Regions from separate parts of the Homo sapiens genome. Here region 1 is linked to region 2. Evidence: chromatin loops called from intact Hi-C (ENCODE). Cell type or tissue: mammary epithelial cell. All regions are shown on one strand. Each heading gives the region's core, and the rest is flanking DNA. Links, peaks and the distances in the headings are about the cores only.

The links. Hi-C counts contacts between places; a loop is a spot of excess contacts. Peaks named below come from ENCODE experiments on the same cell type or tissue, not always from the same donor. Only the 100,000 strongest peaks of a DNase experiment are listed, where the experiment ranks them.
Region 1: it touches region 2 in a loop (10-fold over the local background); 3 of 110 quality-filtered maps call a loop at or near these places.

The regions. Positions count from the first base shown.
Region 1 is chr7:16,883,521-16,900,595 of GRCh38, reverse strand. It overlaps the pseudogene LOC100131425. Among named protein-coding and RNA genes, the nearest start is that of AGR3, 10 kb to the right of the region's middle. RefSeq lists a silencer at 8,937-9,231. In mammary epithelial cell, for the core only: CTCF peaks have their summits at 8,265 and 9,069; a DNase peak (open chromatin) is centred at 9,055.
Region 2 is chr7:16,687,827-16,704,901 of GRCh38, reverse strand. It overlaps BZW2 (basic leucine zipper and W2 domains 2), which reads right to left. Exons shown (of 12, transcript NM_014038.3): 7 at 14,996-15,105; 8 at 9,898-10,068; 9 at 7,841-7,987; 10 at 6,716-6,854; 11 at 233-355. Among named protein-coding and RNA genes, the nearest start is that of BZW2, 50 kb to the right of the region's middle. In mammary epithelial cell, for the core only: a CTCF peak has its summit at 9,080 (motif pointing left); no DNase peak of the experiment used is centred there.

The DNA of each region.
Region 1 (17,075 bases), core at 4,089-12,088, 200 kb before region 2:
CCACGGCACTCACAGAGAGGAAAGAAAAGGGATGAGTGAATTCAGTACCTTCAACTGAGGTATCCAGGTTCTTGCATAAATAGGCAAGCAGCTGGACCCATGGAGAACAAAGAGAAGCAGGGAGAGGCAGCGGCCTACCCAGGAGTGGCACAGAACCAAGAGAACTCCCACCCTCAGCCAGGGGAGGTGGTAAGTGATTGTGCAACCCCGCCCAGGAAGCCACACTTCCCCTATGGATCTTTGCAATCTGTGAATCAGGAGATCCCCTTGTGAGCCCAGGCCACCAGGGCCTTGGGTCCAATACACAGAGCTGTATGGAGTCTTGGCAGAGCAGCCACTCAGGCATGCAGAGACCTAGAAGTTTTACATACTCTGACCCCCAGGTCCCTGCCAAGGCGGAAAATCCATCAAACAGAAAACACCACCACCACCAACAACAACAACAAAACACAAAAACCCCATTCAAAGGTCAGCAACCTGAAAGATTGAAGGTAGATAAGCCCATAAAGATGAGAGATAATCAATGAAAAAAAAAGCTGAAAACTCAAAGAGCCAGAATGCCTTTTCTCCTCCAAATGACCACAACACTTTTCCACCAAAGGCACAGAACTGGGCTGAGGGTGAGATGGTTGTATTGACAGAAAGAGGCTTCAGAAGATGGGTAATAACAAACTTCTGAGCTAAAGGAGCATGTTGTAACCCAATGCAAAGAAGCTAAGAATCATGATAAAATAATACAGGACCTTATAGTCAGAAAAGCCAGTTTAGAAAGGAACATAACTGAGCTGATGAAGCTGAAAAACACAACACGAGAACTTCACAATGCAGTCACAACTATCAATAGCAGAATAGACCAAGTGGAGGAAAGAACTTCAGAGCTTGAAGACTATCTTTCTGAAATAAGACAGGCAGATAAGAATAGAGAAAAAAGAATGAAAAGGAATGAACAAAACCTCTGGGAATTATGGGTTATGTAAAGAGACCAAACCCATGACAGATTAGGGTACCTGAAACAAACAAGGAAAATGGAACCGAGTTGGAACACATACCTCAGGATATCATTCAGGAGAACTTCCCCAACCTAGCACAAGAGGCCAACATTCAAACTCGGGAAATGCAGGGAACCCCAGAAAGATACTCCATGAGAAGATCAACCCCAAGACAAATAATTATCAGATTCTCCAAATTGAAATAGATGAAAAAACATTAAGGGCAGTCAGAGACAGAGGCCAGGTCACCTACAAAGGGAAACCCATCAGACTAACAGTGGACCTCTCAATGGAAACCCTATAAGCCAGAGGAATTAGGGAGCCAATATTCAACATTCTTAAAGAAAATAGTTTCCAACCCAGAATTTTAATCCAGCCAAACTAAGCTTCATAAGCAAAAGATAAATAAGATCCTTTTCAGACAAGCAAATGCTGAGGGAAATCATTACCATCAGGCCTGTCTTTCAAGAGCTCCTGAAGGAAGCACTAAATATGGAAAGGAAAGACTGTTACCAGCCACTACAAAAACACACTGAAATATAGAGACCAGTGACACTATGAAGCAGCCACACAAACAAGTCTGCATAATAATCAGCTAGCATCATAATGGCAGGATCAAAGTCATACATAACAATACTAATCTTAAATATAAATGGGCTAAATGCCCGCAATTAAAAGACACAGAATAGCAAGCTGGATAAAGCTCTAAGACTCATCAGTATGCTGTCTTCAAGAGACCCATCTCATCTGCAAAGACACACACAGGCTCAAAATAAAGGAATGGAGAAAAATTTACAAAACAAATGGAAAACAGAAATAAGCAGGGGTTGCAGTCCTGGTTTCTGAAAAAACAGACTTTAAACCAACAAAGGTAAAAAAAAAAAAAAAAAGACAAAGAAGTGCATTACATAATGGTAAAGTGTTCAATTCAACAAGAGGGAACTATCCTAAATATACATGAACCCAATAGAGGAGCACCCAGATTCATAAAGCAAGTTCTTAGAGACCTACAAAGAGACCTAGACTTCCACATAGTAATAGCGGGAGACTTTAACACCCCACTGACAATATTAGACAGATCACCAAGACAAAATTAACAAAGTACCTAAATTCAGCTCTGGATCAAGTGAATCTGATAGATATCTACAGAACCCTCCACCCAAAAACAACAGAATATGCATTCTTCTCATCACTGCATGGCATTTACTCTAAAATCGATCACATAAGCCAAAGTAAAACATGCCTCAGCAAATGCAAAAGAACTGAAATAATAACAGATAGTCTCTCAGACCATAGCATAATCAAATTAGAACTCAAGATTAAGAAATCCACTCAAAATCACACATCTACATGGAAGTTGAACAACCTACTCCTGAATGATTCTTGGCTAAATAATACAATTAAGGCAGACATCAAGAAGTTCTTTGAAACTAATGAGAACAAAGAGACGATGTACCAGAATCCCTGAAAAGCAGCTAAATCAGTGTTAAGAGGAAAATGTATAGCACTAAATGTCCACATTAAAAAGCTAGAAAGATGTCAAGTTGACAACCTAACATTTCAACTGAAAGAACTAGAGAATCAAGACCAAACAAACCCTAAAGCTAGCAGAAAACAAGAAGTAACCAAGATCAAAGCCAAACTGAAGGAGATAGAAACACAAAAAACCCTTCAAAAAATCAGTGAATCCAGGAGCTGGTTTTTTGAAAAAAATATTAATAATAAAATATACCACTAGCCAGACTAATAAATGAGAAAAGAGAAAAGAATCAAATAAGCACAATCAGAAATAAGGGGAATATCACCACTGACCCCACAGAAATACAAACAATCATCAGAGAATACTATAAACACTTCTATGCACATAAACTAGAAAATCTAGAAGAAATGGATAAATTCTTGGACAGTCACACCCTCTAAAGACTGAACCAGGAAGAAATTGAATCCCTGAGAGACCAATAACATGTTCTGAAATTGAGGCAGTAGTAAATAGCCTACTAACCAAAAAAAAAGCCCAGGACCAGACAGACTCACAGTGGAATTCTACCAGAGGTACAAAGAAGAGCTGGTACCATTTCTACTGAAACTATTCCAAAAAATCAAAAAGGAGGGACTTCCCCCCTAACTTATTCTATGAGGCCAGCATCATCCCGATGCCAAAACCTGGCAGAGGTACAACAAAAAAAGAAAACTTCAGCTCAATAACCTTGATGAACATTGATGCAAAAATTGTCAATAGCATACTGGTAAACTGAATCCACAGCATATCAAAAAGCTTAAACATCATGATCAAGTTGACCTCATCCCTGGGATGCAAGGTTAGTTCAACATATACAAATCAATAAACGTAATTCATCACATAAATAGAGCTAAAGATAAAAACCACATGATTATTTCAATAGATGCAGAAAAGGCCATCAATAAAATTGAGCATCCCTTTATGTTTAAAACTCTCAATAAACTAGGTATTGAAGGAACACACATCAAAATAATAAGATCCATTATTGACAAGCTCATAGCCAATATCATACTGAATGGGCAATAGCTGGAAGCATTCCCCTTGAAAATCGACATAAGACAAGGATGCCCTCTCTCATCACTTCTTTTTTTTTTTTTTTTTTTTTTTTTTTTTTTTTTTTTTTTTTTGAGACGGAGTCTCGCTCTGTCGCCCAGGCTGGAGTGGTGCAGTGGCGGGATCTCGGCTCACTGCAAGCTCCGCCTCCCGGGTTCACGCCATTCTCCTGCCTCAGCCTCCCGAGTAGCTGGGACTACAGGCGCCCGCCACTACGCCCGGCTAATTTTTTGTATTTTTAGTAGAGACGGGGTTTCACCGTGTTAGCCGGGATGGTCTCGATCTCCTGACCTCGTGATCCGCCCGCCTCGGCCTCCCAAAGTGCTGGGATTACAGGCGTGAGCCACCGCGCCCGGCCTCTCATCACTTCTATTCAACATAGTATTGAAAGTTCTGGCCAGGGAAGAGAAAAGATAAAGTGTGTTCAAATAGGAATTAAGGAAGTCAAATTATCCTTGTTTGCAGATGACATGACCCTATATCTAGAAAACCCCAAAAGCTTCTTAAGCTGATAAGTAACTTAAGCGAAGTCTCAGGATATAAAATCTATGTGCAAAAATTACTAGCATTTCTATACATCAACAACAAGCAAGCAGACAGCAAAATCATGAATGAACTCCCATGCACAATTGCTACAAAAAGAATAAAATACCTAGGAATACAGCTAACAAAGGAAGTGAAGGACCTCTTCAAGAACTACAAACCACTGCTCAAAGAAATCAGAGGAAACAAACAAATGGGAAAACATTCCATGCTCATGGAAATGAAGAATCAATAGCATTAAAATGGCCATATTGCCCAAAGTAACTTATAGATTTAATGCTATTCCCATTAAATTGCCACTGACATTCTTCACAGAATTAGAAAATACGGTTTTAAAATTCATATGGAACCAAAAAAGAGCCCAAATAGCTAAGACAATGCTAAGCAAGAAGAACAAAGCTGGGGGCATCATGCTATACAACTTCAAACTATACTATAAGGCTACAGTACCCAAAACACTGGTACTGGTATAAGAACAGACACATAGACCAATGGAACAGAATAGAGAAATCAGAAATGAGACCACACACCTACAACCATCTGATCTTCTACAAACCTGACAAAAACAAGCAATGGGGAAAGGATTCCCTATTTAATAAACGGTGCGAGAGAACTGGTTAGCCATATGCAAAAAATTGAATTTGGACCCCTTCCTTATACCATATATAAAAATTAAGTCAAGATGGATTAAAGACTTAGATATAAAACTTAAAACTATAAAAACCCTAGAAGAAAATCTAGGCAGTACCACTCAGGACAACCATGGGCAAAGATTTCATGATGAAAACACCAAAAACAATTGCATGGAAAGTCAAAATTGACAAATGGGATATAATTAAACTAAAGAGCTCCTGCATAGCAAAAGAAACTATCATCAGAGTGAACAGGCAACCTACAGAATGGGAGAAAATTTTTGCAGTTTATCCATCTGACAAAGGTCTAGTATCTAGCATCTATAAGGAACTTAAACAAGTTTACAAGAAAAGAAAAAAACACTAAAAAGTGAGCAAAGAACATGAACAGACACATTTCAAAAGAAGACATACATGCAGCCAACAATCCTTTGGAAAAAAAAATCAGTGACACTGATTATTAGAGAAATGCAAATCAAAACCACAGTGAGATACCATCTCATACCAGTCAGAATGGCTATTTTGAAAAAGTCAAAAAGTAACAGATGCTGGTGAGTTTGTGGAGAAAAAGGAATAGTTAAACACTGTTGGTGTGAGTGTAAATTAGTTCAACCATTGTGGAAGACAGTGTGGCAATTCCTCAAGACCTAAAGACAGAAATACCATTTGATTCAGCAGTACCATTACTGGTTATATACCCAAAGGAATATAAATCATTCTATTATAAAGACACATGCACATGTATGTTCATTGCAGCACTATTCACAATAGCAAAGACATGGAATCAACCTAAATGCCCATCAATAATAGACTGGATAAAGAAAATGTGGTACATATATACCATGAAATACTATGCAGCCACTAAAAAGAATGAGACTATGTCCTTTGCAGGGCCATAGATGGAGCTGGAGGCCTTTATCTTTAGCAAACTAACACAGGAACAGAAAACCAAATACTACATGTTCTCACTTCTAAGTGGGAACTAAATGATGAGAACACATGGACACACAGAGGGGAACAGCATAAACTGGGGCCTATTGGAGGGTGGAGGATGGGAGAAGGGAGAGGAGAGGAAAAAATAACTAAGTCGTACTAGGCTTAATACCTGGGTGATGAAATAATCAGTTCAACAAACCCCCATGACACAAGTTTACCTATGTAACAAACCTCCACACATAACCCTGCACTTAAAATAAAAGTTAAAAAAGTAGAAAAGAAAAAAATCAGAAAAAAAATAGGTGAGTGGCTAAAGAAATTGAGATCTGTTTATATAGTGGAATAACACTCGGCAATAACAAGGAATGAACTACCAATACAAGACATAACATGGATGAATCTCAAAAATGTGGTTAGCATAAGAAGCTAAACACGAAAGACCGCATTCTATATAATTTTATTTAGAAAAGACAAAATTAATCTATACAGACAGAAAGAATAGTGGTTGTCTAGGGTTTAGGGTGGGCCATTGACTACAAAGTGGCACAAGGAAATTTTGGAAACTGATGAAAATATTCTGTATCTTAATTGTGCTAGAAGTTACATAAGACTTTCTTCAAAAGTCTTAGAAATGTAATTTTAAATGAATGCATTTTATTCAAATTAAATATCATTAAAGATGTAAAAGTATATATGTGTAAGTGTGTGTGTATATATATATATATTTGTATATTTTTCTAGATTCAAATCATGCCACCTTCAGTAACATCATAGTTAAGTCAGTCACCTGTTGTTGACACTCATTCTGGCTCCTCATGTTTTCTGCCCCATACAGACAAAAGTCATTGCTATATAAAAATAGCTACTGGTCATTTTGCCCTGTGGTCTCTCAGATATACCAAGGTGACTTTGAGCACCTTCTTTCTGCCGAGCCTCCTTTCCCATGTGCACTCAGTCATCATTTGCCTACCATTAACAGGGAATACTAATGAAGTGGAAAGGGGCAGGATATATGGATAGTATGCAGCTCTAGATTTAAGTATTGTAGTCCCTCCTTCTCATTTGCATCCCATCCAAGTTACATTACTCTTTGTCCTTTGCTTCTCACTGTGTTCTGACTCAATAAGCCACATAGTTTGAGGTCTTAATTTGGTCTATGAGACCTTGGATCCTGACTTCTGAAACAGTAGCATTGTTAGAAGCTATCATGGCATCATGGTAATTTCTCATCTTGACAAGACTACAATCTAACTATACACTGTGAAATTCAAAGATGTACAATGGAATCAACCTTAAGAATTGGAATTTTTAAGACATTTGAACAAAAAAAAATACATGTAACAATGAAATAGAGAGAAAACCCCTAAGTAAAAGTGGCCAAACAATGAGAAATAGTGGAATTAAAAGAAAGTAATTTCACATAATAGTAGAAAAATACAGTTCATCGTGACATCAATATGTCTCTGGTATTGGTGAGACAAGGTCCCCAATCATGATGATAATCAGTGATTGTTACAGTTATAGTGCCAAATATTAATAACATGTTCATATTTTTAAATTGTATGCTCCATTCACACTTTTGTCAGTGAACACTTGGCATAATTAAAACAGCGTGGCACAGACACATTGAGATATACATAGGTAGTAGTCCTCTTTCTTTCCATTATAAAAACAGCAGTTTTAATGCATGCAAAGATTAATATAACCCAGATAATTTAGCTGTAAGTTTCGTTCTGAATCACCAAGAAAATGGTACAAGTATTCAGAAGAACAGCTTAAATAATTACAGTAAATTCAAAACATTACCAAAATCACTGGTCTGAAATCAGTCATAGGTCCGTTTCTTCTCAATGAGAATAATCTACAGAAAACAAAAATATCAATCAAGTATCAAATAAGAATTAGGTAACTACTATGGGCTCAGTAATCTAAGCACTGCATACGATGTGAAAACACCTTGAACATGAAAACTGCCTGCTCTTAGGCCCTTGAAATCCAGTCTTTCTTCTTCAACAAATCTACATGAAACAGTTTACATATATTGCAAACTGGTGCATTAATTCTCATGTAGAGCAAAGGAAAAAAATCAGGACACTTTAAAACAAACTTTGTCACCAATACTGAGAACCCCACTCCTATCCCCAGTATCAGTCTACTAATTCCTGGGATCACCAAGGTAATGTAGTTATGTTAGACACGAGTCTGCCTTTCTGAATCTTCTGAGCTGTATCTGCCTCTTGATGCCCATCAGAATCAAGGCCTTCATCACAGCTTGAAAAAAGAAGATGTAGACATGTAAAGACCAAGCTTCTCTCTGCATATTTCATAAAATTTCCCTCCATGTGGGACCTTCCCATCACTAAAGCAATGTAAAAATTAGCAGCCCAGACCATTATCAAGAGGGTAATGAGAATGAACTTTGATACTTGTACTTGGAACCTAAACCAGAGATCTTGTGGGCTCTTGATAAGCCAAGTTATATATACACAGGCTGATATTCAACCAATAGATACTGGTACAGTCATCCCAGTTATTAATATGTCAAAGTACTTCCCTCAGGAGTTGATAAATAGGTACTGCAGCAGTTGTTCCCCATCAGGTCCTCCCTACACCCATATGGAGCACCCTTATTTTCCCCTGGAAGCCCTAGCCATCGCTAGATTTAATTCATTGGTACCTATGCTGCATCAATTGTTAGATATTCTGAATCTATTCCAATAGTGTGTGCCAGTTCACACACATAAAAAGATATATTTAATATAATATCCCTTGGGAGGATGGACTTTTCAGTTCACCCAGTTGCCTAGCAATAAATGGAAACATTAGTTGGGTCCCCTGCCCTCCAGCTGTTTGTAGATATTTTGCTTAAGTAAACAAATGTGACTGTACCTGGTAATTCTACTCTTAACACACAAATACCAGTAACCTGGGGTTCTTCACATCTTTAAGCAAAGAAACTTTGGAAACACCTGATAAAGTTTATAATTGAAGAATATTTGAAAGACAACTTAAGCTTTAAGCATTAAGCTCATTAGAAGAACTAGACTTAGTGATCTGGTCCAGTAAAATTCTCGTTTAGAACCTATTAGGAATATTCTGCACTGAAAATCCTTGGGGGCCTCTATCAGTTCTATTATCTATTAGGGGAAGAAATACCAAGATGTGCAAAGTGGTTAGGAGTTGTTCCTAGTCAATGTCTTAGGAAAATGAATGCAGCTGTCATACATATATTAAAATTCTCCTTTTTCCCCATGGCAAGGTGGATAGGCAAATCATATCACAAGTTCTTATCCAGGAACTTTGCACCACAATCTAAACATGTCTCTTTCCTCTACCATGTTCAAGTTTCACTTCACTGCTAGGTTGCCCGCTCTGCTTTCCTTTGATTGTAGTGACATCTAATGTCAGAGTCAGAGAGTAGCTCAGCTCAGCTCCTGTTCAGTTTCCAAATTGACTCTTCAGGTTGTAAACCCACCTCCTCGGCAGACAGACAGCTCACTAGGATAATTTGTTGGGCCAAGTAAAACATGAACAAAACTGAATTAAACTTGTTTAAATTGAAATGCAATTAGTACTTGAATCATGAATTTTCAAAACTGGCTCCTTCTCCTCTTGAGAGAAGTCTACCCTCTAAAAAATCATGTTTTGGGAAAATACCTAATACATCAGTCCATCTTATTGCTAAGAGAGTTTTCTCACTAGTTCCTGGGCTTAGTGGGCTCACTTGAATAATAGTTATATAATAAATAAGAGAAGCTAATATTTATTGGGAACTCATCAACTATCATTTTTTAAATACTCATTTATTTTCTCTTCCAAAAAAGGGAGCAACTTGACCTTTGTATTTGCTGTCTTATCTTCATTAACTACCAAAGAGCCTGCTCTAGGGTAGGCCCACATGTTTGGGAAGGTACTGCCTGCTTTCTGTCACTTTTCATGTTCTCTCACATTTCATCATTACAACACTTCTGTGCGATAAATATTATCAACATTTCTATTTGCATTAGTAATTTCTCTGTGGTCATGGTGGCTACTGAGCAGGATTGGAACCCAGACATCCTAGCCCCAGAATAGAAGGACCACTGGAGGCTGGATGCTCAGGGCAAATGGCCCCATGATCACTTCTCCTCGCATAACTAACAAGTCATGACAATTGTTAAGGCAATGACAACAATGTTAGAGGAAGTATCACAAAAGGTGGGATTGAAATCAGTGGTCACACTGTGAAGTAAGGTGTGAAAAGAAAATTCTCTTTTCGTGTTCATGCTTGACTAGAGAATCAATTCCTTGTCATGATCCCCTATGGGCCCACTCCTCCAGATGCCAGAACCTGTCTACTCTCCTTCTCTAGGACTCCCACTCTTAACTACTATGCATACTGACTTCCATAGTGGAAAGAACACAAAATTTGGGTTCAAATGATCTAAGTTTAAGACCAGGCTCTGCTACTTACTGTGAGTTTGGACAACTCACTCAACCTATGTTAGGTTCAATTTAAAGTGGAGTAAATGGTAGCATTCTATACAAGATGCCAAACTCAGCCCACATTCTTCTATTTTGAATATAGTAAGGAGACAATTATACCCACTTGGAAATGACAGATAGATGTACTTAGTCAAACTGAAAATTCAAGAAATCTCTCTAAGACAGCACAGACAGATGTGAGGACTGACATGCCCATAATCTAATACGTATAAAAGACAGCCTGCAGGGCTTAAGGGAAGGGACAGCACCTGCCTCCAAAAGGTTTGCAGTGGGGCCTGAAAATAAAGCTAAGTCATGCAATGATTTGTGGGAGAAATTGTTCATTCTGCTGGCATTTCCAGGAAGTACAATAAAACCTGGAGTCTTCATGCAGTGGGGAGCTACAAAGGCAACCACAGTGTAAACCTGACAAAGGTGCTGGCTTAGGAAATGAGGTCACTCTGGAGGTTTAATAGCTGGCTAAACCCCTTACAGAAGCATCTTATCATACAGATATAAAAACAAGATCTGTAGTCATAAACAAAACAATTTGAAGCTAGAAAAGAGGTTTCAAACTGAAAAGTGTGATTGCTAACTTTTTTACTGTAATGGGAACAATAAAGAATAAACTGACTACTACAAGGATCAAATCGGTTAAAAAAAAAAAAGAGAAATTCAGGCCTCTGTGGAGGCAGACTAAAGAGATGCAAATTATAAAGGACACATAGATAATAATGTCAGATTTCCAATACAGATGGTCTTACTACGGTTTGACTTATAATTTTAACTTTATAATGGTGCAAAAGCCATATGCATTTAGTGGAAATCATACTTTAAATTTTGAATTTTGATCTTTTTCCAGGCTAGTAATATGTAGTAGCAGACTCTCTTGTGCTGGGCAGAGGCAGCGAGCCCCAGCTCCCAGTCAGCCATGAGATCTGGAGGGTAAATCAATACTCTACAGTGCAGTGTGTTGCCAAACGATTTTACCCAGTTGAAGGCTAATGTAAGCGTTCTGAACACATTTAAGGTAGGCTAGGCTAAGCTACAATGTTCAGTAGTTTAGGTATATCAAATGCATTTTCAACTTGCAATATCTTCAACTTATAATGTGTTTATCAAGATGTAACTCCACCGTAAGTCAAGGAACATCTCAAATCTGGAAAACAAGTTTTACAGAAATAAAGAGTTGATCATAATGAAAATCAATAACCAGCTAGATGATAAGAAGAAACACTTCTAGAAACTGAACACAGCCTTGGGTGTTTATAATTAGACACATTTATTGAGTCTTAGGCAAAATTAAGAAGTAGCAATTTATATTTTATAATACCTTGATGAATTTTTTAACCAAAACACTTCTATTTTAGTCTTCGAAGAAACTCTTTTCTTCTTTTCCAAGATAATCATGATTAACTTACAAAAATGGGTATACATCTTCAAAACATTTCCCTTAATAGGAAACTTAGCTTTACAGGATCTAAACACTAAAAGGCAAAAAAAAAAAAAATCTATTTTCTTTTCATTACAAGACAAAACAGAATCCAGCATAAGTCAAGGAAACACATTCATACCTCAGGTCCTCCTCCTCCATGAACCAACATTATTATATTATTTCCGTTTAGCAAAATCTGATCTAATTTAGTATTCTTTCTTCTGGTGGGATTTCAAACTCAGTGATATCTTGCAGTACCATATTGACAAAGTTATCAAATCCTAGAAGAGTATCAACAATTTCCTTATCAGTTTTCATCACAATGAGAATTTTTGATTCTTACATTTGTCTACAAGCTCTAGCAGTAGCAGCTGTAAGGAGCTGGTACTAGTGTTAGCCGCCATAACTGTGATGGAAATGGCCTTGGTTAACATTTTTTTTTTTGGACAGAGTCTTGCTCTGTTGCCCAGGTTGGAATGCAGCGGTGCCATCTTGGCTCACTGCAACCTCCGTCTCCCAGATTCTAACGATTCTCCTGCCTCAGCCTCCTGAGTAGCTGGGATTACAGGTGTGCAACACCATGCCCAGCTAATTTTTGTATTTTTAATAGAGACTGGGTTTTGCCATGTTGGCCAGGCTAGTCTCGAACTCCTGACCTCAGGTGACTCGCCCGCCTCAGCCTCCCAAAGTGCTGGGATTACAGGCGTGAGCCCACCACGCCCGGCCTTGATTAACATTTTTAATTTTAATAACAAGCAAATAATTCTACAAGCTTCTAGACAAGAAAAAAAGATAGGTCACACAATAACGACAGATGGTCCTCAAACCTTTCTTCCATACCAAATAGAAGATGGTGTACACTAAACAGTCAGAACCCTCAACAGCTATATCTAAAATGTACTGAACTATGAATAATCCAACATTCAAGCAAGCTCTCATTCCCATGAGATGAACAAAAAGGCATTTTAGACTTACAAAGATTAATTAATATCACCAATGTACCCTTCTTCTAAAATTATACACACACAAAAATTTTACCCAGCCTATTAGTAAAGTAAAATAAATAATGATAAAGATATGACATAAAAGAAATTTCAATCAAAAATGAAACTAAATGTCAAAAAAGTTTAAATATTTAATTATGAAATAAGCAAATGCTAAATAATGTTATCAATTAAGATGCTGCCTGATAGCTAAAAGTAACAAAAACTCAGCTGGCTTAAACAATACGAAGAAAATTTTTTTCTTAGAAAAAGCCCTAAGATACGACAGTTTCAGGCTGGAGGCTGGTTAAAATGGTGATTCTAATATTTTAACCAGCCTTCAGCCTGACACAGATTCTCTCCATCTTTCTCTCAGTCTCTTTAAGGTACATCAACGTTGTTCTTCCTAAGCATCCTCATGAAACTAAGGTGGCTGTCAGAGTTCAATACATTGCATCCAGATCTGACTATATCAGTGGAAATGGGAGCCATTTTCTTTACATTTATTGATTTTTATTAACGAGAGGAAACTTTCCTTATATTTCCCCTATTTCATCAGCAAGAATTATATCACATGTTTATGCCTAAACCAACAGTGATTTAGAAAGATGACCACCATGATTGGGTAAAAATAGACCAGGGGTTCAGCCTCATCACTAATGACATTTTGGGATGGATAATTCTTTGTTGGAGGGAGCTATTCTGTACATTGTTTAGAATCCTCCTTGCTCTCTACCCACTAGATACCTATAGCACCCTCCCCAATTGAAACAATCAAAAATGTCTCCAGACATTGCCAAATGTACCCTGGTTAAGAACCACTGGAATACACTAATCAATCTAGCCCCTGAGTCTGGCTATGGGGCCCACCTTAAATATAAAACAGCACGGTAGAAAGGGAAAAGCTGAACCAAATCAGTGTTTCAGAAAAGAGAGCTATATGAAAGAAAAATAGTCTTAAGTAAACAACCAACAATATTTTGTACAGTAATTCTTTAAAAACAATATATAGCAATGGTAAAAATATGAACTTAAAATTCTGTATTAATCAACTAAGAGGGGTCAGGTGTAGTGGCTCACACCTGTAATCTCAGCACTTTGGGAGGCTGGGCAACTTAGTGAGACCCTGTCTCTACAAAAAACACAAAAATTAGCTGGGTATGGGTGGCACGTGCTTGTGGTCCCAGCTATTCTGGAGGCTGTGGTGGGAGGATCGCTTGAGCCCAGAAGGTAGAGGCTGCAGTGAACTGTGATCATGCCACTGCACTCCAAGCTGAGAAATAGACTGAGGCCCTGTCTCAATAAATAAATAAATAAATAAATAAATAAATAAATAAATAAATAAAATCAAGAGGGAAATGAATGAAGAGTTTTAGCAGGACTGAGGACTGTCAGTGTATGGTTTAATCATCAAGCACAGAAAATGTCAATTTGTACTTACAAGAATATACAATTTAGTTGACTTTTAGAAATACATCTTTGAAAACTAATTTTCATTGTGGATTTGTATATACAATATTTAGCCCTTAAGAAGAAGATCAACTAGAGGTGCTATATTCTCTTTCAGGAGATAATCTTCTATTAGAATTTTTGAAGCTATCAAAATAAAATGATTCCCTATGGAAAGATTCATAATTTCCCTAGAAACATACTTTATTCTATGGCTTGGTGCTTTTATGTCTGCAACTTATGAATATATTTATTTTTTCATGTTAAAACATAACTTTTAAAACTCGGATCACATTATAACACCTTATTTGCCATCTTAAAAATGTTCTTTATCCTCTAATCTCATGGTAAGACCACATCCATATTCTCCAGCCTGTTGAACGGAGCCAAATGCCCCACACATCACTCAAGAGCCCTACCACTCTTTCCTCCCCACACCCGTTATTGTCTCCCTCCTTTCCCTGCTTCTGTTACTCTCTGGCTCTGCTTTCTTCTTCCCATTTTCTGTATCTATTCTTCATCTACTTGAGAACTATTTGGGGATCTCACTTCAGATTTACCATGGCTGCCTCCCAGCTCTGCACAATCCATTTTAATTTTATTCATGTCTTCCAAAACAGGCCCTCCCTGACCTGGGCTGAGGAAACTGGCCAGGCTGAGTCCCTGATCTCCACCATGGCAGGAAAAAATGATATGCCTGTTTAAGATATAAAAGCATTTTTATGGGAAAAAGTACAAAGTTATCACGACAAGCTACAGGTAAGAGCCTGATTGAAGGACTTGAATCTCTAATCCAAAAGCTACATGCACAATTCTACTTAATCTTACTTAGCTCACAGGGCAAATACCAAGGAATAAATCTCATTTATATTTATATTGTAAAAATACCACAGGTTTATCAAGTGTTTAGATGTAATACCCTGCAAGTTCAGAGACTTTATGCTTAATGGAAATAAAACATTATTGTTTTGCAATGGGAAGTGTAACTAATTTTGACAGAGCAAGAACCTGTAGGTTACAGACATTGATTATGAGAGGCTTATAAAAACACTATGCATTTAAATGTTTGGTATAAAATTGCACAGCTCAATAATGAATTCTGGAGGTATCTATTCCTTTAACCCAAAGAGTCTTTTTTCTCCAAACCCAATATTTTTAAAAATAACTATTTGCCTCTACAGGATTTAGAAAACAGTGATACATAAATGCTCTCTGCAAGACATTATTCTCTTTCATTTACTGAATAGTTTCACAAATACCTGTCCTAATATGGTACAATCTTCAATATTATTACATAAAAAAGAGGTTCAGAAGTATTCATTGAATGGCACCATTTGTGTTAATATACAAACATAAATAGGTAGATGTATAAACCGTTATTGCCTCAAGAAGACCCATAGACTGGGCAAGAGGAATACCTACTTTCCACTGTCAGCCTTTTAAAATGTATATATATTTTCTTAGTAAGAGACTGATAAACTGAAATACAGACAAACAGATGGACACATACACACACACACACACACACACACACACACAAAGTGAATAGGTAATCCTAATCCTATATTTAACCAATGATTTATGTGACCAATTAAACTTGTAAAAATATAGAACAATGCCCTCAAAAGAATCAACTCCAAGAGCAAAACAGCTTGATTTATTATTAAAAGAGTATATAATTAGACACACTTATATTCTGTTCCTGAATAGAATGAAACAGAGAGGCCCTACAATTTTGTAGCTTGGAAATTTAATGAAACATTTAAAATAATTATAAGGCAAGATGACTTATGTTACTTGTTTTATCTTGTAAAATTTTCTGTTGAAGAAGGTACTCTAAGCAGAGGCTAAAAGACAATATTTGAGATAATATTTCAGTAAGATTAAAATTAGAATTAAAACTGTCCTCCAGTGAACTGAACTTTCTCAAATTACTGGGTAACCCATCGGCTATAGAAAAATTATTTTCTTAATTAAAAATAGGATGTAATATGACCTACAGGAAGAGTCAATTGAAGCTGTTGACAATTCCAAATCCATTAACCGTAAGATTGATTTTGAAGATTATTGCAGGCAATTTTATGAAAAAATAAATATGAGGTCACATTGAAAAAATAAAGACAGTTAATGCCAGAAAAATACCAGCCACCTGGTATCAGATAGGTACAGTTAAGAAAATGATTAACATAATTATATACAAAGAATAATTTGTATAATTTGCCATCATGTACATGAATATACTTTAAATAATTTTACTTCTAAGAATAATCTTTCATAGAACCATTTGTGATCTATTACACAATAAAACAAATTTTGGATGACAAATATATATTTCAAAATATTATTTTAAGATGCTATAATTCCAATGACTTTATTACCTCCTTTTACTTTCAAAATTGTCCTGGGTTAGAGGACACATTGCATTATCACCCTAGTGGGAGAGACCAAAAGACACTGATCAGCTCAGACATTATAGGGTCTAGTTTCACTACCCCACAGGTACTCGACTTCCTCTTTCTCACTCTTATCTTATAATTTATTTAAATGAATATTATGTGAGAAGTTTAACAGGGATGCAGAATATTTGGAGATTTTTCCGTAACCACTCTCAGTCAACAAGAAGTTGAAAGCTTTCCCAGACTTTTCACTAACAGAGAAATATAAGGATTATTGCCCAGCCATTTCTTTGCTTTGCAAAGGCTGGCTGGATTTAAAATTAAAATTATATGTCAAGTTTCATAACCTTCAGCAAGAAGGATTCCATTTGAATAGCATGTTCCAGGGAAGGGTCCCTTTGAGAATCCTATGTAAGGAAGAAAGCACAGTTAGACAAGTACACAAATCAGCAGTACAGTTAAAGAATATACAACCTAGCTACATGAAGTTTCTTTCAGGACAATGGAAAGTTTAATTAGGAAAACAGTAAAATTTTCTATAACAAATGAGAAAATCCATATGCCCATCTTTATAGAACAAAATCCAACAGTCCTGCTTTTAAGAGATGTAGTTTAAGAATAATGGTTACCTTCTTAACATGGTCAACTCAGCCAAATCCAGCACTACATCTAAAGT
Region 2 (17,075 bases), core at 5,584-13,583:
TCAGAGTGGATAATTTAAGCATTTCATTTCTTTCTTTGTTTTTACATGTAGAGATTTTTATTGCCGTGATTTCAGAAAGGAAAGCTAAGATGTTGGCAAAATGTTTGATACGAAAGATAACTCTAGAATTTTAGTTTTAGAAAATCAAGTAAAATCTGTGGAAGAGGTAAATATTTTGACATATAATGAGACAGTGTTTAAAGGTCATCAATGTTTGTAAACAGAATCATACCTTCTTCTGCATTTTGTAACCACTCAACAAATTTCTTCATCTGGTCAAGAAAAACACTTTTGCCTTTAGCAACATGTGCTTCCTTATACCATTTCAGTATTGCTTCTTCGCTCAGAACATCAGCTGCAATTTTAAATCAAAGATTTCAAAGTTACTATACAAATGTCATGTTTCAAAACAACTTCATGTATTACAGTTTAATAGAAAGCAATCATTTTAAATATAAAGCATTCTGTTACTTATCAGAAGAGAGGAACCAAGTTGATTTTCATGTAGCATAGTGCCATATTTTGATAGCTTACTAAAGGCTTAAGTACTGATGATGATGATATACATCTTCTTAGGCATGATATAATGCAAGCCTATAGCTCACTACTAGGACTTGGAAATCTCTCACAGTGCTAATTTGCTGGTAGGAAATAGAATTGTTTTGTAATTTTGCAAATGAACCAGCAATTCCAGCATTTTAGAACATTTTGGGTCCTGCCAAGTTCAACCATATCTTGATTAAAGAGTAACCTCAAATGACCAGTGTCTTTTAAGGAGATTGGGATTTTCTTTTTTTAGGAGAAAAATGACAAAGGAAAAAAATGTAGATAGTATGCAATAATGATGTTAGCAATTAGATATAAAGAGGAACTTCTGGGCTATGTTGTGGGAGTAATACACACCTAAACTGAAGTTCTACACTTTCTCCATCACTAAATCACGACTTATTTTCCCACAGTATATCCCAAATTACAAGAGTAATATTTTTCCTCTACTACATTAAGACAAAATAGACATATTAGCTAATTTCCTACAGGTTTCTAAAAACAACAAAAAATGTTAACTATCTTTTGTCTAAAACTCTAAATTCCACAAATGTGCCTTGATATTCTCAACATAACATTAATTGAGAGTATTTAATGTTAAGAATAGGAAGGAGAATATAAAAATAAGTGTACATAGTCTCCCAATGTTCTAATGGGTTGTTCTAACATTCTTCTAATGTTCCAATGTTCTAATGGGTTGTTGTTTGGGAATCTGTAGTGGGAAACGAGACAGAAAACAGGTACAAAGCATTTATTATTGTCCCCGAGATGTGCTCAATTCATTACAAATACTGATAAAGCCATATAATGTTAATAAATTACTTTAATGATATCTTTTCAGTTAAAATATAATTTCAACTTATGAAAATGACAGAAACAATTTAATATTGTTTTCATTTAAAACATCACTGGTAGTTTCATAACAAAAACATTGGCTTTTTTTATTTTTAAAGAATTATTGGCTCTTGGAAAATGTTCTTGAATTAAATTGAAGAGGCTGAGCTGACTAAAATGAACATGATTTGTTTATGAAAATAAAAGGTTTTTTAAAAAAACATGTTTATTATCATCACTAAAAACATTACATTTTGCAAAGGAAGCAAGAAGTCTGGATTTACTTATAGAGCCTGGATGTAAGAGCTACAATCAGGGGTCCTGTAGACTTATTCTTAGCTTCTAGTTATTTTAGCTCTTTGTTTCCAGCTCTCCACTGAGATAAAAGAAATTTCTACCAGCCATCAGAGCCTAATTGTCATAGAGCTGAGGAGCAGGCAGTTGTGTCCCGAGGAAGTGACCTGTTATTGTGTAAGACTGCCTTGCAGAGACTTTTAAAGAACATTAACAGGGATTTTAAAAGACCCTTTTATATAACTTGTAAATTATCTTTAAGATGCTTATGATTAGATCAGTAATTATCAAACTGTTTGGATCATGTCTTCCTGCCTGTAGGATAATTTTGAGCATATACACCCAACATATGTATATTTTTGAGTTTATAAATTATATTCATGCACTATTAAACTATCATTATTAATGTTCTGCACAAACAATATAATTTTAAACTGTGACAAACATGGAAAGGAGAATTGTTTTTTTTCTCCACACCTTAATGAATTGAGGATGATACAAAGTACAGGTTGGAAAGCTGATGTAGACTGCAGTTTAGTGATACTATTTGTCTGAGCTTTCCTTTTGAAGGTTGAGAGCACATTCCTGTGTTTTATTGCCTCACAGAGGCTGAAGGAGACCATGCAACTACTAAAATGCTTGTCAATGTCAGTGCTTGTGAAAAGCACACTAAATGATAGGTAAAACCTATCAAATGCATTGTTTATTGCAAATCTTGTGCCTTGATATTCTTAAGTTACCATTAATTGAGAATATTTAATGTTAAGAATAGGAAGGAGAATTTAAAATAAGTCTACATATTAACGGCGCAATGTGGAGTTCTTAGAAGAACCCAGGGTAGTAACAACTACTTGCTGAAAGATCAAACTTCTAGTACCAGAGAATTATTAATTAAAAGCTACTGAAGTATCTACACAGAGCACCATATGAGGCAAAGTATGAACATCGAAGAGTTTAAGAAGAAATTAAACTTCTATTTAGTGAAAGGAAAGGTCTGAAAAGGAAGGAACTCCTTGAGGGACAAAGAATTCAGACAATTTTTTCCCTCACTAAGGATAAAGTAGGGAAAAGAGTTAATTAAAACTGAGAAACCATTTTTGGTGGGATATTTCATAAATGCCTATTAGGAATATAGAATAACAGTAAAAGACAGTAAGAAAGGAAGACATTGTATGATGGCACATAGAGACTGGAATATATGTTTTCCCCTTCTATCTGGCCAACTTCTTCATAATGTCTGGTGAGATACATGTACCTTGAGAGCCTTCACTTCTCCCCCTCCAAATTACCTTTAACAAGTTAGGTGCCCTCCCTCTGTGGTCCTATCCCTTCTGACACCCTCTGTGTGAGGCTTATTTCAGCAATTGACATGGTGAGTGTAATTCTTTGTTTTCTTCTACATCCTGAAATTCAGGAAGTCAGGGACTATATTTTGTTCATCTCATTTCCAGCATTTAATGAAAGACCTGCCCTATAGTATCGATTCAACACACGTTTAAGGAATAAATTTGTTAACTTGATGAGAAAAAATAAATATTTCTCAATTTGTAGAGTTCTAATGTATTCATGAGGATCGAAGAGACAATACTGTAAAAGTGGCTTGAGAACTGCTAAATTTTAGATCATGTTAGTTATTTAGAAACTTAGTCTGAAACTATGTCACTTGAAACTCTTGAAATTCAGAAATTTTTTTATTAGGAATGTCACATAGGGACACAAGTCAAAAATAATTTACCCTAAGAATGCTGGGAATATATGCTGAGAAGGGCACTCACCCTTTTTTAGAACTAGAATAAAAAACTCCTTTTAGAAAAATTTGCATGCAGGATAGAATTTAACCTAAAAAATTTCTGCAAACAAGAAAACCCATGATAGAGATAATAACAGTACTTGACAAGGTAGTTTTACACATTTTAGACCATGCTGAGTCTATGGGACTTATCTTCAGGGAAAAAAGAAGAGAAAATTATTTTTAAAAGTCAATAATGTGATGCTTGAAAGTTAGCAATGGATTTACTGTTTCTTACTACCTTAAAAATATGCAAATCTAGATTTTAATACAGAGAGTCTTTGCAAAATGACCCATCACCACTTTTTTCTTTGCTGACTAGCATTATTTAGTTTATTTGCTTTTATTCCACTGTTATTTATGTAAAAGATTTATAAATCTTTCAATAATGATATTCAATTAAGTAATTAGATTTGCCAAGGGGGACATGGCTAATCATATGCCCAAGTTTCTGCTATCATCAAGTTCTGGACATGTTGGGAAAGGGGAGGTGTGTGTGTGTCCATGTATATGTTTGTGTGTGCTCTGTGTGTCAGAGAGAGATAAAAATGAAAATTAAAATGGAGCAACGGTTTCCATTACATTTTAAAAACTTGTTTTAGAGCACTACGTTCCTTATGACAAACAAAAGGAATCCACAGAAACTTGGTAAAAGAAGCAGAGAAGACACTACTCCATATGTGTAAAATGTGGGTATGTACATGAAATCAAAGGTAAGTATAATCTTGAACATGTCACTGGAGTTCATAGCATCTGTTGCTTCTTGAATGCTATACACTTTACACCAGTGGTCCTGGTACAACAGTCAGAGCATCAGCTTGGAAACTTGTTAAAATGAAAATTCTCAGGCCCAACCCTGGCCCTACTGAATCAGAATCTCTGGGGGAGCTGTGTTTTATAACAAGCTCTCTGGGTAATTCTTAGGCATATTAGGAAAGGAGTGCTTTAACACTCACTGTTTACTAAGTCTCCCTCTAGGCATATAAAACACGGAATGAGAGCATCCAAATCTTTACAGAAACAAATCAAATACATGTCTCCTGGTGCACAAGTGTTTGGTGGACAAAATAAGGTGAAAGTAAAAATCTGGCAAAAAAGAGACAAGATGGTAAACATAGTTAACACAGTAACGCTCTTAACGGTGGTATGGAACAATCATTCCTCAGGGATTGCATGTTCTCCAGAGAAAACATGGAATCATTTCACTTAAGAAAACAGACTATATATATCATTCTGTGGAAAATTACAAAATTACCTAGAAAATGGTATTGAAAATGTTAGTTCAGTGATGTGTTTTAGGTTTACATTTTTAAAAAAGTTTCCCAATTTCATTTCCAAAAATAACTAAGGCAGAAATAAAATTGATGTTGACACTCACCCTTCCTGTGTTCCCTGGGGCCAGGTCATACTTGCCACAGACCTCACTAACTTTAGGTTATTTAAACGCTGATTACCTAGTTAATCAATGAGCCTAAGAGCTCATGCCTCTTCTTTTTACTTCCTAGTGCTTACTTCTTGAGTTATTTTCTAATTTCAGGTCATACTGACCCTTAGCATCTGGGGCTGATGAAGAAGAAAAAACTCAAAGTAGCCAGTTTTACTACCTGTCAGTAGTTGTTATAAGAAGTCTAAGTCTAAAGGAAAAGGAGGTTGGCATTAGTGGTTAAAATGAGAAATCTGAAGGATTTTAATAGTTCATGTGCCACCTAGATGTCATTTCCCGTAACAATGGGTTTGCTGATTCTTTGTGATTTCATTACAATAATACGATAGGGTGCTCCTGAAGATGAGACTCCGACAACGATGTCTCAGTTAAAAAAAAAAATTGGTGAGAAACACTGGTTGGGTTATCTTTTATATGACAAGAAAGCAAACTATGTTCAGGTAACTAACTAGTTTACGAACAGTTTGGTTTTCCGTAGTGGAAAAAATTGACCACCCTCAAAACAAATGTGAAACCTGTCCCATAGGTCTCTCTGCCAGTTTTACAAATGGAGCCAGCTGTGGCCACAGAAGGTTGGGCCCCACTTCTCGTTCTTGGCTGCTGGGTACCATCTATGAATTGGTAACATGGCTTGCAGGTTTGGTTCTGATGGGTGGATCACTTTGGGTATCATTGGGTGGGGCCTAGTTTTAGGACACTGCTATCTTATGACTAAATCCAAGAAGACCCAACTCAGGTCTGGTTGGAGAAAATACCAATTACTGAACTTCAAGTGGCAATGGGTGGCCATCATATTTTCCTCCTGACTATTATAATTGTTGCTGAATACCTCTGTGCCCTGAAAAAGTAAAATATCACCCAAACACTTGTGGACAAGATTCATTCATTTGAGGAATCTACGTGGCCAATAAAAATTCATTGTGAAATGCTATTAAGCATTTTTAAAAGAGCTATTATTTATCTAAAACCTTTATTTTCCAAATTCCCAAGATATAATTCAAAAGAGACAAATTTAGGAACACATGAAAGGGAAAATAAACATTTGGCTGGTATTATTTTAACTTTTCTGATATGATATTTATGAACATAATAACATAAAATAAACATGTTATAATGTTCAAAATGTACCACTTCTTAAGTGTTCCTTTTTCTCCCTCACAAAACTACATAAATGTAGGCCCAAAAAATAGCCTAGGACATTTCTGTATGCTGTAGGTATACAGATTGGGATCGGTTAAAACCTTTAGCATTCATATTTTAGTGCCAGTTGTCATAGCAACCTAATCCTTATAAATACAATGAAAAGACAGTAAATGTGAAAACCTAAAAATAGCCATTCCCTTGGAAAACAGGAGAATGGCTGGGCCAAGTAACTAAAATACAAAGTAAAAAGGCTAATTACTTCAGTAATTTTAAAGTCAGATTTATGGTACCTAAAAGAGTCTGAACATAATATATATACTATTTTGATAATCATTGTTATTAGAGCTAATCCTTACAATTCAAAAACAGGCTCAATTTTATATAATTACATTTTTTTTCCACCAACCCCAAGAAACAATTACCAGTTCATCTACCAATGAGAAGTGCCCAGGGGCCTAAGCAGGGTTTCCAAGGCAACGCATATATGGCGTGTATGCCTCCTCTCTCTACATGGTATGGTTGCCTCAATAAAACTTTCACAAATTAGCATCTTGCTGTCCCTCTCTAAACAGAGCCCCATGACCTCCTCTGCCTCATTGCCTGCTCTGCCTCTCAAAGAGCTTCAGCAAAACACAGAAGCACAGCAGTGGCACGTGGATGGATACCTTTATAAAAGAGAACCACAATCTTCTGAAAGGCTTTCATGAAATGGATGTTGTCGTAGCAGTATTCCTGAACCTTCTGGAGGAGGATCAGCTCTGACTGGCCTTGGGAGCTGAACACGGCCAGCAGGGGAGCATATTGCTAGAACAGAAGTGGAGAGTAAAAGCCGTCACTTGCGTGGGAGGTACAGAGCCGACACTGCTGGAACTATAACAGTAACCTGGAGGGTTGCTTAGAAAAGACTGACTTTCAGGATTGACACCTTTTATCATCATATTGTGCCCAATGGGGTGAGGGGAACAGAACAGTAGGAACAAAGCAGTATAGTCGACCTGTGAGGGAACTGGGAAGAAGATTCACATTTTTTCAATGGCAGAGCCACAGTCCAATAATACAATGGATATTCTATGAGGATATGACCTCATTTTCGAAATATCCCTTAGACATAGCAGGCCAGCAATTATCTTTAATATAGGCAGATTCTCATATTTGGTCTCTTAGTGGGTACAGGGAAGGAATCTTGATGAGCTGCTGGGATAAAAAGCATTCATTTAGAAATATCCTTGACTTTCTGACACTGAGGCATAGCCATTGTTTTTCTGAGACTTACTCAATTCAATACTTATCTCTTCCAAAGGGCCTTCCCTGATCAAAGTAACATGGACAGTTTACTCACTGCTATGTTCTCATGAACGCTGGGTGCAAACTTGGAAAAAAATTAGGAAGTATATGTTTAGTCTGAGTCTAGGGTAATTGTAGTTGGAACCCATTTGTCATACTCTCAATTAAGACAAATTTGGGCCCGGCGTGGTGGCTCATGCCTGCAATCCAACACTTTGGGAGGCCAAGGCAGGAGGATAGCTTGAATGCAGGAGTTCAAGACCAGCCTGGGCAACACAGCGAGACTACATCTCTACCAAAAAATGAAGAAATTAGCCAGACGTGGTGGCACGCGCCTGTAGTCCTAGCTACCTGGGAGGCTGAGGAGGGAGGGTGGCTTGAGCCCAGGAGTTCAAAGTTGCAGTGAGCGCAGATCGTGCCACTGCACTCTCAAACAAACAAACAAACAAACAAAAAAAGCTGCAGTTTGCCCTTGGCTGGGTCAGTTCCTTGCTAAGGGCTGTTACCTTCAGGTGCTTCAGAGCCTGCTCTGCAACAAGTTCTTCCTTCTTGTTCCACTCAACAGCGTTCATTATACATGTCCACAGAAGACCAATCACTGCTGTTTCTGGAAGATCATTCCTCTTCATTTCTTCTTTGACATAAAGCACCACCTACATTACATGGAAATGGGGTCAGAAAGTAACAGGCAGATGGAGGGCTCCCATCTCCCCGCTAGCTGCCCAGTCAATCAAGGTTTTGGGGCAGCTAAGAAACAATCTGCTTAGCTTCTCCTTTCCTTGTCTGCATTCTCAGACTGGAAGAGGGAGAAAAACTATAATGATTTGTTCTCAAAGCAAATTTATTTTTAGTCCCAAAATTAATAGGCTTAGCTCTGGCCAGGAGCTGCTGGATAATGTGGAGTAAGAGAGGATTTTTGTTTCCTCATAGAGAAACCCCTTTGAGTCTAGTAGAGTAGGGATACTTGAGCCAGTTTGACTTTTTGGAGATTTAAAGAAGGCAACAGCGTTGTGAACTTTTATCCCATCCCTAAACTTTAAAACCTCTTGATGGATACCATCTTGGGTTTGTACAGGTCCATTCTCCACAATTTATTCTTCAATGATTACTTTTGATGATCCTTATGCCCCATCTCAGTGAAAAGTTAATTTGTAAATAAATTGTAAGTGCAAAGGCAATTTTTAAATTTCATATACATCAATTCAGCAGTATTCAGCAACTTATTTTCTCCTTTGAATTATGTATAAATATGCAAATTTATACTCAACCCTGAGAGTATGGAATATAGGCTTGCCTAAAATTTATTTGAAAGGCTTTTTCCTTTTAAAATAAAATAATAAATAGAGGTTTGGGCCTCAGAAGTGATTGAAAGTCATCGTATATCTCCAGCATACTACTTTGTGAGTAGTAGTAACACCTTTTTTTTCCCTCCCTTTTCTTTTTTGCTGGAAACACATTGCTTTCTTGACTTCTGGCCTGGAGTGTAGAAATGCCAGCAGTGACTTGAGCAGCCTTCAAAAGCAGAAGGAGCCGGGCAGTCCCAGTCCCTGTGCTGGCTGGAGGAAGCCACATAAAAGTGTGACATCCTGGCATCTACAAGCATCACAAGGCTTTTTATGTTTGCTTCTTTTCCCCATGGAAAATAATGTACAAATTCTTGCTTGGAGAAATATGATTAAATATACTGCTATCCTTAATACCATGAGACTTAAGAATATTTGTCATTCCAACACCTCCACCTGCTGGATAGTATCAGTCCTACATTCTCCAGGCTTCAACCATGTGAGCTGCCAAGCAGGGCTTGGAGCATGGAAGGAGGTGTGGGTCAGGCATTTTAGAGCACGTGGAAAAAAAGAAAGGACGCTTTATATTAATTTTTAAATTGTTGCATGAAAGATTTTAAAACTTCAAATAGAAAGCTCTCTCCAGATACACTAAAAATAAAAAAAAGATATAGTCATTGCTTTGTGAACTATAGCATGTATATATAAACTATGTATATGCGTATTATAAAAAATATAGCTTTTACATTATAGGGAAACACAGCTCTTCCAAGTGTGAGTGGGATTAAACAAGTCACTGATCCAACTAGTCTTTTCCCATGACAGGAATTCAAACTTTTTTCAAATAAAAAGCCTGTTACATATTCATACAGAGTGATGAACAAAAAATCCAGTGTTAATTCCAAACACTAGACAAATGCTTAATCAGGTTAGATAACCTGCAACAAAATTTTAAAACTACCATATAATGGGCTATACTGATAGTGGATGGTCAAATCTCTTTGACAGATGAAATATTTTGAAAATCATAGCAGCCTGGTAAAATAAGTCAGTTGTGTGGAAATCACTATTAATTTCTGGACCATCCTAGAGTGTTAACAAAAATGGAGGATTCTAAATCAATACTTTGAAGCTGAGTTAATTTAAATGGTAGGAATAAGTGGACAAAGTTTACAGCAATAAGCATAGGACAGACTTGTTAAGGAAAGCCTTTGCTACACAGCCCATGTAATTCCTCTCATTCATGTGTATTGAGGTGATGTCTGCCCGTGGTCTCCCACCTCCTTGATCGGGCATTCCTGAGAAAGACGCTCCTGGAGCTCCTTCTGCAGTTCCTTCCTGGTGCCCAGGGACTGCTGGACTCGGAGGAAGTCGGAAAGCTCCTTAAGACCTGCGTCAGTGAAGTATTTAGCAAAATGATCCACACTCTGTCTGTTAACTGGAAAGAGTTCCTGAAAAAGGGAAAAAAGACTGCTATAAAACAAGCCATTCAAATTTCAGCAAGCATAAAGGACAAAAGTCTTCATTTCACTTAGAATATCTCACATTTGGAAGAAAAGAATAAAGACTGTTTTACAAAACAACAAATCTCTGGTATATTTACTGAGCTAAACATCTTCTGAAATCAGGCAGTTTCACAAAGAAAAAGAAAAAAAGGGTAAGCAATTGAGATAAACTTGGACCCTACTGTGGCAATACTGAGAGATGAGGCTTTTAAAGAGTTACTGGATTATAAGGGCTCTGCCCTCATGAATGGATTAATCCATTCATGGATTAGTGGGTTATGTTGGGAGGGGACCTGGTGGCTTTAAAAAAGAGGAGGGGAGACCTGAGCTAGCACACTCAGCCCCCTCGCCATGTGATACTCTGAGCCTTCCTGGGACACTGCAGAGTCCCCACCAGCAAGAAGGCCCTCACCAGATGCAGCCCCTTGACATGGGACTTAGCCTCCATAACTGTTAAGAAATAAGTTCCTTTTCTGTATAAATAACCCAGTTTCAGGTATTCTGTTATAAGTAATAGAAAAGGTCTAAGACACCTACCCTACCAACTCTAGTTTATTACATAATTCTGATGGAAATTTTCAAAAAGAGCAATATACCATAGCTGCTCTCATATTTTCACCTCATTTCCATTTTACCCTACACAGTTTGGCAGAATCTCAGTAACACTTAGTCATGATCTAATCCTGGGTGAGTTCAACTCCCATCTATGAAATTAAGATGATTTTCAAAGTTCTCACATTTTTCAGACTGCTGCAGGGTCTAAAAAATATATCCAAGCTTTTGTATTGGTTAGACTTGCATATATATGGCCAATGGCTATGTGGTTCCAGAAAGAGCCTCAGTAGATCTGCAATGGGTTTGCCACCACCTATAGGAACACAGCTGGAGGGCTCCTATGTCAGGATTCAAATTTCAATGTTCTATCATCCTATTAATTTCCCCTGTTGAGTCATATGTTTCAAAAATGTCAGAAGAGAGCTGGTGGGAGCAGCTATCAAACACGCATTCATAATAAAGCAAACATTTTATACCACACTGAAACTGCGTCACTGATATTTCCTCTACTGCTCCACATCTTCCAAATCTGCAGGGAAGGGAACTAATGTATTTTTATTGAGTTTCTTCTATGAATCAAAATGTACTGGCACTTTCCTCATAATAACTGTGTAAAGCAGACATTTTTCTAGACGGTAAACCAAGTTTCAACAAGGTTAAGCAGCTTGACCCAATTTATGCCACCAAAAATATTTAAGAACAGAGCTGTGTGCCCCCAAGTCAATACTTATTCCATTACTCTGTGCTAGCATTCAATATTCTATTTAGGAAGAGTGTGACTGCAAAGTTTGATTTAAAGTTATGTTCAGAGCAATATGCCATTAAACATATCACTCGTAGTTCACTTATGAACTACATTCCAAATTCTTATGAATAGTATATAATACATTGAAAATCATTATTCAGATTAAGTTGAGGGGAAGCCCGTCTAAATCATACCATGTCATTTTTTGACTTGGAACATGGTTTGTATTTTTTTAGAGAAACCATACCGTGGTACAAATCTGTATCATCTCATCCCTAGATTAAGGTCTCTCTGCTTTTGCTCTTGCTCCTGAGTCTATTCCCAAAGTGACAGCAAGAGTGATCCTGTTGAGAGTCAAAATCACATTACACACCATTCTGCAGAGAATTTCCAAAAGTTTTCTATCTTATTTGGAATACAAGCCAAAGCCCTAGATGATATGGGCCTTGCTACTTCTCTGAGCTTATCTACACTTTTGCTCTCACCTGCTCTCCCCTTGCGGTCCCCAATATCCCATGCCCCAAGGCCTTCCCATTTCCCATTCCCTTTGCCTGGAATGCTCTATGTGGAGATATTTAAACAGTTCACTCCACACCTCCCTCAAGTCTTTACACCAATGTCATCTTATCACAGAGGGCTTTCCACCACTGAAAGTTACAGCCCACATTTGGAAGCTCTTTAACTCTTTCCTACTTAATTTTGTTTTGTTTTGTTTTGAGACGGAGTCTTGCTCTGTCACCCAGGCCGGAGTGAAGTGGCGTGATCTTAGCTCACTGCAGCCTCCACCTCCCGGGTTCAAGCAATTCTCCTGCCTCAGCCTCCCGAGTAACTGAGATTACAGGTGTGCACCATCACGCCCGGCTAATTTTTTGTATTTTTAGTATAGACAAGGTTTCACCATGTTGGTCACGCTGGTCTTGAACTCCTGATCTCAAGATATCCACCTGCCTCAGCCTCCTGAGGTGCTGGGATTACAGGTGTGAGCTACCACACCTGGCCCCTACTTAATTTTTACCTTTATTATAATACATATTTTACGGTTTTTAGTTTATGGCCCACTCTCCTGAAATAGAATATAAGCTTCATGAAGGAAAGGGTCTGTTGGTTTGGTTCCTTTCAATCTCCCCATCTCTTGGAAGTTTCTGGCATATAATATAATCGATACATACTTATTGAATAAATAATGGAAGAGATCAATATCTTTGATTTCTTAATCACTATTCTCTTTGTCAGTAATAAGGGTTGGCTTCTCCCATCCCCTCACCTCTCTGAGTTGCTATAAATTGCTCTTTCTTCTGTATTGTAATAGTGGGTGATAGCTAAAGTCTAGTAATACACAACTTTTCCTAAAATGTAGTAGTTCACAGTTAAAGAGAATTTTGTTGTATATGTTCATAAAACAAAATTTCCTCCTAAAGAGTGGAACTGACTCACTAGTTCCTCATTCTTTTGTTGATTCAACAAATATCAGGCAGGCATAGTGCATAGGCAACTACGCTGTTCTCACCCAGTTTATATGTTTCTCGCAGAAACCACCACCTATGTTCCATATATATACACAAACACACACATATGTACACACACACACACACACACACACAGAACCTAGTAAAAACAGCTAAATGACATGTGTTTCCAAAAAGAAAATGAATTTTATAAATGAAGCCATCTAATTAAGCTAACCAGGCTATAGTTGTGAATATCTTTAAGAAAATTACTGCTTTAAGAAATAACCGGATAGATTGTATCTTTGTTCCCAATCATACACCTTCTCTTCTTCAAAAGAGTATTAAGAGAACCCCCTCCTTGCTATGTCTATCTGCAGAGGTGGAGAAGCAGCCTATTAGTGGATTGGATTTTCCCAATCTATTGCCAGGCATGGCAGCGTCCATAGGTGAGTTTTTAAGGTACTTGAGACGTTCAGTTCAGTCTCTGTGTTCTGGTACTTTGCCATGAAGACAGAATGGCCCAGATGGGAGCTGCTCCCTCAGCCTGTGCCCGAATGAAAAGGCATGTGGAACTAAGCCAGGCTTAGCCAAGATAGAGCTAATCTATAGACAACCCACAGCCTCATGGACAAGAAATATGTTCCCTTCATATGAACCTCCACCTTCCTCAGCAACCTATTCACTTATCTTCTGTGACTTTTGCTTCTGTTTACAGGGATTTGCCCTAAGTCCACTAGAAAGTAGGTTTCACGAGGGCAGGCAACTTTTCTATCCTGTTCTCTACTGGCTCTGCAGCTTGTGGTACCATGCCCAGCACAGGGTAGACATTCAGGAAACATGAGGAATGAAAATTATTATGAACTAGAATCTAGACTTCTGTACCTTTTTTACCATAATCTAAAAACTTTAAACACACAAATCTATTTAAGGTAAACTTCAAGAAACAAAGTATTCTTAAGTGATTTAAATTGCAAGTATTTACATTTAAAATTACTTTCATGTGTTCTTGAGGAAAAGAGATAGTCTTAGAATTATCTCATGGGACTGGACCCTTGCACACTGAAACACATTGGAAGAGAACAACAGAGAACAGGCCAGGTGAAGAGATGGCAGCGCTGTGTCTTATTTTTACACTTCATCCTAGAACTGTAAAAGCAATTCCACCTGGAGAAATCTTGGCATTTCACAGCTGCTGCATCAAGAAGAAAGAAATTGTAGGGAGCAGATAGAAATTACAAGAACAAAATATTTTTCTGGATTTTCTTAGAAAAACACAAAGATGGAGAAATAAAAATATAATCAAGCAATTGTGACACAATTAACTTGTTTAATTTCTGCAACAGCTTAAGTATTTCCAGGGAAATCTTGTTTAAACTTTTATTTTGTTAGCAAACTATTTAACACACATTTGAGATTAGCACAGTCTGACTGCTACTCAAGACAGACATCACAAGTATTTGATTAAGTGAGATTGATGAAATTTTTATCATATTAAAACCTTAAAATGTCTAGAAAGTTATGATTATAGGCTGAGTGTGGTGGCTCACGCCTATAATCCCAGCACTTTGGGAGGCTGAGGTGGGCGGATTACTTGAGGTCAGGAGTTCAAGACTAACCTGGCCAACATGGTGAAACCCCGTCTCTATTAAAAAAAATCCAAAAATTAGCTGGGTGTGGTGGAGAGCACCTGTAATCCCACCTACTCGGGAGGCTGAGGCAGGAGAATTGTTTGAACTCCGGAGGCAGAGGTTGCAGTGAGCGAGATTGTGCCATTGCACTCCAGCCTGGGTGACAGAGCCAGACTCTGTCTCAAAAAAAAAAAAAGTAAAAAAGTTATGGCTATAAAACAAAGTCTTAATTCTGATGAAATGTTAATACTATGTCAACAAACTTACAAATTTGGAAGTCTATATTCTTCACAATTCTTTAATTTTATTGTGCCATTTGTTCACAAAATAAAGATTAAAATGAAATTAGCTTCTACTACCAATTACACAGAAATAAAAGGAACAGTGCTCCAAGTCAACACAGATCCAGGGATCTTACTCATATACTACATTGCAGGCATTGCTTAAGCTCCAAGAAAGGCATCATACATACAACTCTTTAACCAGAAAACACTTACAAGCAGCCTCTTGTCTAAGTTGGCTTTTCTCAAAGACGAGGTAACAGAGTTGGCATCTTTTTCTGCCATCCATGCTTTGAAAAGCTTGACAGCAAATGAGGCCGCAATGCCTGTTGAAAAACAAAAGAGAATTTCATTCCTTTTACGAGCAAAACCAATTGTGATGGTGTGCAAAGCAACCAGGTTTCCTGAAATGTGTAAATAACTAAAAGACTAATTTTGGTACAAATGAAAAGTCAATAGACCTCTAGGCAAATTCTCCTCTTCTCATTACTCAAACTAGAACATTTTCAGGAAAAGGAAAATAAATTAAAATATTTTTCAAATTTGGACTCCTTGAATCCAACCTGGTCTAACTGCAAGTTTATTTTATTTTACCTTGGTCAAAAACATATTTCACACCCAGTATCTTTGGTGTTATTGCCTTTATTTCACCCTCTGGTTCATATGTATTTCATCTTTATAACAGTGATCTTGAGGCACAAGAAAGTAAATTAGGAGACACAAAACTGTAATGTCACCTTTATCAAGTAATTTGCTAATAAAGGATGCCAGTACAAGAACACTGATAGTGATAGATACAATAAGTATTGCTACGAATAGATGAACACATATCATTTACCTTAGTTTTGCTTTTTATAAAAAGCATTTTATTTATTTATTTTTATTTTTATTTTTGGGGGGATGGAGTCTCACTCTGTCGCCCAGGCTGGAGTGAAGTAGCACGATCTCGGCTCACTGCAATCTTCACCTCCTGGGTTCAAGTGATTCTCCTGCCTCAGCCTCCCAAGTAGCTGGGATTACAGGCATGCACCACCACACCCAGCTAATTTTTGTATTTTTAGTAGAGACAGGGTTTCGCCATGTTGGGCAGGCTAGTCCTGAACGCTTGACCTCAGGTGATCCACCTGCCTTGGCCTCCCAAATTGCTGGGATTGCAGGCATGAGCCATTGCACGCAGCCATAAAAAGCATTTTAAAATATTCTTGAGTTAAGCTATAAAAATACCAAGGCTGTTTCAAGTTAAACTCTTCTGGATTTAAAAAAAAATCATTATTAAGCTAGTTATGTTAAATCAGGAAACCATTTAATCACATGTCCACATTTACATTACCACTTATTTCCAAATAGAAATAATCAGATAACAAGAAGACAGTTCTATGAACACTTCAAATTTCTAAATTTATGTTGCGGTTATTTAATGAAGAGTTAAGATGTAACTGAAACATTTAACTGATTTTTCTAAACTGAAGGTTCTACTATTGTTATGAGCTAATGATAATGTGGCCTAAGCAGCCTCTATTCTCTTTACCTCCTTCCTAAAAGAGGTCCCCTTTTATCCAGTCCAGGTGACTACTGATTAGTCTAAGTCCTGGTACCACCCCTTTCTGATGATTAATTTAGTGACCTCGCTTAAGCTCATCTGCCCAAGGCACGCCCCTGGCAATTGCTACTGGACCTGCACTAGTCATGCAGCCTGTGTCAGCCAATCAGCTGAAGGAAAGATAAATTATCCTCTGTTCAGGAGAAGTGTTCTTCCACTGAACCTGAACCAGGAAGAATATGCCATAACTGTGTCAGCAGGCATCTTATAACAACTAGAGGGGGCACCATCCTTGGGATGAAGTTAATGCTATGAATGATAACAGGAGAAAAATACTTAAGTCCTGAATGATACTGCTGTTCAGCCTGAGGTCTGTCCTAATTTTCTATTTATTGTTACATAAGAAATCCATGTCCTTATATACCAATTTGACCCAGGTCTTCCAGCAACTGGAAAGTAAAAGCATTTAATTGGTCTATCATTCATATAGACACCAACTAAACCTGATTTTCTTCCCTTGAATAAGCAAAGAAACTAAGTTAAAAAAAAAACAAAAACGGCTATAACAACAAAACATGCATTACACCTTAACTGAAAGTTCATGTTAAACAACTTAAGATGAATTTTTAGCATTATCATTAGCTCATAAAACCAATATAAAATTTAATATAAATTAACACTAGGCTGTAATCTGTATCGTAAAGAAAAACTACGCTTGAAACTAGGAGCCTAAAACTGAGATTTAACTTTCTTTAT